2 separate regions of the Homo sapiens genome follow, and region 2 is linked to region 1. The links are chromatin contacts, found by Hi-C or POLR2A ChIA-PET in ENCODE. All regions are on one chromosome and are shown on one strand. Each heading gives the region's core, a stretch centred on a gene start or an enhancer-like site at or near the end of the contact. The rest is flanking DNA. Distances are from core to core; before and after follow the strand shown. Region 1 has its middle 25 kb from the start of SNORD3P3. Region 2 has its middle 58 kb from the start of FLRT2.

Region 1 (3,146 bases), core at 552-3,051:
AAAAAAAAAAAAAAAAAAGAATGTACTACCACAAACATCGTTCCAATTTCCTATTTGCGTACATTTAGAATTAATCTATTTAGGATACATTCCCAGAGATGAAATTTTGATATTAAAGAAAATAGACAACTTTAGAGTTTTTGGAATATATTACAAGTTTCCAAGTGCAGAGATTCTACTATCTTTCATTCCCACTTGTAACAAAAGAGAAAGCTCTTTTTTACACTCTCTTCTTTCCATGAAGTTTTTAAACTCTAATTGATTATTTTAATTAATAATTAGCTCATTGATTATTTTAGTTAATAATTGTCAAAACAGTATGGCGATTTCTGAAATAATTGAAAATGGAACTACCATTTGATCCTGCAATTATATTACTGGATATCTACCCAAAGGCAAAGAAATCATTATGTTGAAAAGATATCTGCAGTTTTATGTTTATGACAGCACTGTGTACAATAGCAGTGATATGGAGTCAACCTAAGTGTCCATCAATGAATGATTAGATAAAGAAAATGTTCTACACACACACAAACACACACATACACACACACACACACACACACCATGAAATACTACTCAGCTATAAAAAATAATAAAATCATGTCTTCTGCAGCAACCTGAATGAAACTGGAGGCCCTTATCCTAAGAAAAATAACTTAGAAACAGAAAGTCGTACACTACATGAAGTTTTTAAATGTTTGAAATCACTGCCAATGTAATATGTTAATCTTGGCATCCTACGGTTATTTTATCTTCCACTTTTAAATTTGTGAAGCTGAACAAGTACCATTTGTATTTCTTTTGGGTGATCATTGTTCAGTTGGATTTTTTGTTTATCCTCCCATTGAGATTTGGAGTCCTTTTCCTAAGACCTCTTTATATAAACATTAACACTCTGCCTTCTATATTACAAATATATATCCAACTTGTTGCTTACCTATGTCTTTATTTTCTATGGTTTTTGACTAAACAGGTTGATATAGTCTGGATATCTGTCCCCACCCAAATCTCACATTGAATGGTGATCCCCTGTGTTAGAGGTGGGGACAGATGGGAGGTGATTGGATTGTGGGAGCAGGTCCCTCATGAATGACTTGCACCGTCCATTTGGTGGAAAGTGAGCTCCGGTTCTGAGTTCACGTGAGATCTGGTCATTTAAAAGCCTGTGACCCCTCCCGCTCCCACTATCTCTTTCTTCTGCTTTTTCTATGTGACATGCCTGCTCCTCTTCGCTTTCTGCCATGACTGTAAGCTTCCTGGGGCCTCTCTAGAGGCTGAGTGGATACTGGCACTATGCTTTCTCTAAAGCCTGCAGAACCATGAGCCACTTAAACCTCTTCTCTTTATAAATTACCCAATCTCAGATATTTCTTCATAGCAAGGCAAGAATTGCCTAATACACCAGTATCTTAAAGTTTTAACATAAAACATCATTACATACTTTCTTCCTTAACTTCATCCTCAGTCTCTGTTTGGCCTATAGAGGCAGAGGTCTTGCTTTAGATTCAAAATGTGTAATATCAATGCTTCTACCATCTGTAAAGTTATAGCATCTAAAAGAGAGTAGGAGGCCCTTTTCTCAGCAACCCACTTTAAGTACATCTTTTGACATTCTGGTCTGAGATAATGGTTATCTGCCTTAAATGTAGCAGATATCTGGCAAAATGTAAACAGCTGCTGACCTTGGTTGAAGCCTTTTCAGTGGAGTGGCAACAAACGCTTTTATGAGTGTGTTGAGGAGATAGTGGGAAGTAGGCAGGTCTGAGTCACTGGCCTTCTATGCAGGGCAAGGCTTCAATGTCAGTGACTACAGAGGAAGGAAGAAAACACAGTTCTTGAGGAGCTTTCCTGTGAAGAGGAGCTAAGAAATAGCCTATAGTGAGAGAAGGAAGTGCAAACAAAGGAAAGTCTGGCAATAACGTGTTATAGACTGAAACCAGCACTATGCCATGCCAGTCACTCCCAACCTCCTGTTCTTTTCAGAAACATAGATGAATGAAATCAGTCCTAAGTAAAGTATATAATATTATTCCACACTTCAGTTTTGCTTAACTTAATGATTTTAAGCATATGTCCTACTGTTTTCTTTTTGGTTGGTTTTTGTTTTGAGATGGAGTCTCGCTCTGTTGACCAGGCTGGAGTACAGTGGCCCGATCTCGGCTCACTGCAACCTCTGTCTCCCGGGTTCAAGCGATTCTCCTGCCTCAGCCTCCCAAGTAGCTGGGACTACAGGTGCATGCCACCACACCCAGCTATTTTTTTGTATTTTTAGTAGAGACAGGGTTTCACCGTGTTGGCCAGGATAGTCTCGATCTCTTGACCTCGTGATCCACCTGCCTCAGCCTCCCAAAGTGCTGGGATTACAGGACTGAGCCAATGCGCCTGGCCATGTCCTGCTGTATTTGAAATATCTTAATACTAAGCATTTTTAAGTTCTGCCATAATCTATTATTTCACTGTATTCCCAACAATCAGCTGAAAATAATGTTAATGATTCACTTCAACGTTTTGTGTATTTGTTCTTTTTTTTTTTTTTTTTTTGCCACAAACCACTGTCTTAAAAATTCTAATGAAACGTAGAAGGTGTGATACTCATCATAAAGGATTCCCCAGAGTGCCAAGTTAAGTTGGGTCCCTGGCTTCAGCAACTCACAGTAAAAGAGGAAGATTGTGTCAACTACTGACAATGAGACAACACAAGTAATGCTATCTCCTCATCTATGTGAAAATAATATTTGATGTACAGAAAATATTTGCTGAATGAATGCAACTGGATTTTGTGAAATGGTGCATTCAGGCCCCTTCACCCCTTTGCAATTTCATTCCCCCAACTTGGGCCTACACTATCCAGGTCACTTAGCTTTATTATTGGCTCAGGATTTGTAAATCTCTTCCAGATGATCAGCTTGCTACACTAAAAGCCGCTTCAGCAAACTGCTGTGTACTCTACTGGATATTAACAGATAGAGAGGTAAGAGTTTTTTTTCCCCTGGAACTCATATTCTGACTGTGAGTGTCAGATGAATGAGAAAAAAAAATATATATATATATAAAGATACTTCAATAATTACTACAGTAGAGGAATATTTAAAGTTCTGTAGGATACTGTGAGAGAGTTCATGTAATGTATTGATATTGAACTG
Region 2 (3,374 bases), core at 356-2,855, 180 kb before region 1:
TTAGTTTAAATTATTCTCAAAGTAGCTTGAAGGTAAATTGGACTAAGGTGGAATCTTTAGTCAGTTTTACAAGCAAAGGCAAGAAGGGACTTTGAATGGATCTAGCCTTTGCTTTTTAAAAATTTTAGTCACTGTGCTGGGCAGTTTACATCATTTAGACTTCAGAAGATGGTTAGAAAGGTTTCATTAACCCCATTTGAAAGAAAACTGAGATTCGGGCTTGCAGCTATGTAGATGAAGCTAAACCCAGACCATCTTCTGATGTCAAGGACTCCTTCTGTATTACATTCCCTTTAAAGTACTTCCAAAGACACAAAAACTTTGAGTATTTATCTTGTTATTGTTGCTGTTCTCAGTAATCTACAATACCTTGTCAATGCACTCAATATTTTACGATTCTGCTTCCTTAATGGACAGAGGAAAGTATCAAGAATTTATTATGAGAGAAGGATTATGATGATTGATAATAACATTAGCATTCAGGAATTGATTTCACAAAACAAGTTTTTAATATCTGAAAAACTTAAGCAGACATGAAATATTATAGGCTATAATGCTGGGGAGAATAGTCCATTCAGATATACATTGCATTTTAGTTTTTAGACCAGATTAAACAAAGTGTTAGAAAGATAGAAGCAATTTTATAATTTAGCCACAGTGTTTTGATTCTATGTTAAATGGTTTGGTGAAAACTAAAATGCAATGTATATCTGAATGGACTATTCTCCCCAGCATTATAGCCTATAATATTTCATGTCTGCTTAAGTTTTTCAGATATTAAAAAAAGAACAGACTTTCAAATATACTCCATAAAGATTACACCTTTCTGTTTCTCCATTTATTTTCTGCCTTTTCATACAGACAATGTAATTTCATTAATTAACCCAAATGGTCATAAGAACTGTTGCTTACTATTGTGCTATTACTGCTTAATGTTTCTGCAATGTGGTATAATGTAAAATTTTTGCACAGCAAAACTTACCCAGGATGATCAGAAGCTGAATTTCCATGTGTTGGCAGTATGTGTTAAAATTTGACCAGTGTTAAGTCCTGTGAATAAGACTTATGAAACATGCTATAAGAGAAAGATGAACTATCTTAGATAAAATACACTTACTTCTCACTTCTGCTGTTACTAATAGTATTTAGCCTGTCTTATAGTAATTATAAATCAGTGCCCTAAGGCACAGAATAATTAGGTATTTCCCTACATGGTAATAAATGGCCCTGGAATATTTGCCTTTTATTTATTCTGTGTCTTTTGCTATTTTATCATTTTTATTGAATAAAAAGTTACCTTAAAAAAGGATAGAATGAGATGGATTGTTTCATACGAAGCTTATAGAGGCCATTTAACACATCTCAGATTTATGAAATTACTGTTCCCAGAGTTAGCATGAATCCCATTTAACTCAAAAATCACTATCCTTTTGGCCAGGAACTCTGACAAGCTGAATAAATACATAAAGGGGAATCTTGGAAGTGGGTAGACAGACTGGTGACTCATGACGGGGTCAGAGCCTTTGCTATTTGCTTAGAAACAGATCTCTCTCTCTCTGTCTGCCATGAGGAGGAAGTGATGATGGAGAATAGTTAGTTCCAGAGCGGCATGGTCCAGGCAGCTGGAGGGTCAGGGGTTAAACATGTGCTATCTCAGCTATGCTGGGTGCAATAACAACATTAGGCATCAGGAGAAGGATCTATCAGGGCAATTAGTCAAACAGGCCTTGTGGTAGCCCAGATAGTCCCGGCTCTGTTTGCATCTGTTTATCGGTTTGAGATAAGAATCTTTGTGAACCTTTTTGTTACCTTGAGAAAGTAGACACCTGGACGGTAAACATATGACAACAATGTCTTTAAAAATTGATTTTGAAAAATGACTATGGCTCCCAGATGGGATTAAGTAATGTTTAATTCTGGTTGTTAAAAAACACAAAGAAGGGGATGGTGGGAGAGAAAGAACAGAGGGAAGAGGAGAAGTAAGAAGAACAAGACTTTGCTTTTCTCTTTTTTTCTTTTCTTTTCTTTTCTTTTTTTTTTTTTTACATGCTTCTCAGCCTATTCTCCCAAAAGCAGAAGTTACAGAATTGGACTTATTTTCATCAAATACAAAACTTGGCCCAGATGCCTTGGGAAATGGAGAAGATAATTTAGATTGTTGTGGTTTTTCTTTTTTTTCCCCCAAAGATTTTCCTGCAAATGCCACATTTTGCTGTAATGTGTAAACTGACTCAGACATTCAAAACATTTGTCTTTCTTGGTTCACATTGACATAATATTTCTTTCTTCTCTTCTGATTGTAAACTCCTAGAGGATACCATTCTTTTCTCCTGATGTTATCAAACTAAGTTACACTAAACTCAGAAACTCATGAAATGAACTTTTATAAGAACTATCTGTGAATAATTGTAACTGCAGTAAAAACTCCAAATCAGAAGCTTTCAAGATGATAGTTAAACATTTATTTATTTTTATTATATTTATATATGTTTGAGAAAGAGCGTTACTCTGTCGCCCAGGCTGGAGTGCAGTGGTGCAGTGGTACAATCTTGGCTCACTGGAAACTCTGCCTCCTGGGTTCAAGTGATTCTCCTGCCTCAGCCTCCTGAGTAGCTGGGATTACAGGCACCGCCACCACACCAAGCTAATATTTGTATTTTTAGTAGAGACAGGGTTTCGCCATGTTAGCCAGGCTGGTCTGGAACTCCTGACCTCAGGTGATCCACCCGCCTTACCCTCCGAAAGTGCTGGGATGACAGGCGTGAGCTACCGCGCCCAGCCTAAAAATTTATTTTGAACAATAATTTGCAGTGCCCTGAATACACAGGCTCATGCATCTGTACTTTGTTTAGATGTTTCTCCGTGCTTAGAATATTCTTCTGCTTCTACCCACTTTGGCATGAAATTGGATAAGCCCTAAAACTTACCCAGAAGAAGAGAGTGCTTAGGTCTTCACCAGCAGCAAGAAAACTGACGGGTGCATTCTTGTACATCTCTCCTAACCCCGTTAGAGTTTACTTCATAGTCTAATTATCTCATCTGGCATTACAATTTTTAGTTACTTTCAAAACTAGCTTCAAAGGCTGTATTTACATTTCACTTTTTTTCAGGAGAGTAAAGAGTAAAGCATATTTGGGTAGAAAGGTATTCTTTCTTACAACCTTATTTATCCACTCCAAAAAAAAAAAAAAACCAAGCAGAAGAATTAGCTACTCAGACATGTGCAAAGTCTATTTTTATCCCTCTGACAACAACTATCTGTGTGACTTCTGAGTATTTAATGAACCTCTCTGAACCTCACTGTTTTCCTATTTATAAGTTGATAATAAATGCAGGACCTATTTCCTGAGGTTCTTGTGAGGAATCAATGAAAA

Evidence for each region. A loop is a pair of places that touch in the nucleus more often than their neighbours do. ChIA-PET counts read pairs that join two places held with the same protein, here RNA polymerase II (POLR2A).
Region 2: a loop to region 1 is called in a map of Caco-2, with 2.5 times the contacts of the local background. The contact joins two enhancer-like sites. A Hi-C loop is called at or near these places in 1 of 168 maps with a recorded cell type or tissue (Caco-2). POLR2A ChIA-PET finds 5 or more read pairs at or near these places in 1 of 52 experiments (activated T-cell).

The regions. Positions count from the first base shown.
Region 1 is chr14:85,295,251-85,298,396 of GRCh38, reverse strand. No RefSeq gene overlaps it. Among named protein-coding and RNA genes, the nearest start is that of SNORD3P3, 25 kb to the right of the region's middle. Within about 2 kb of position 1,801, at least 2 of the 41 ENCODE cell types and tissues checked have a DNase peak (open chromatin) inside an H3K27ac peak, as active enhancers do.
Region 2 is chr14:85,470,147-85,473,520 of GRCh38, reverse strand. No RefSeq gene overlaps it. Among named protein-coding and RNA genes, the nearest start is that of FLRT2, 58 kb to the left of the region's middle. Within about 2 kb of position 1,605, at least 3 of the 41 ENCODE cell types and tissues checked have a DNase peak (open chromatin) inside an H3K27ac peak, as active enhancers do.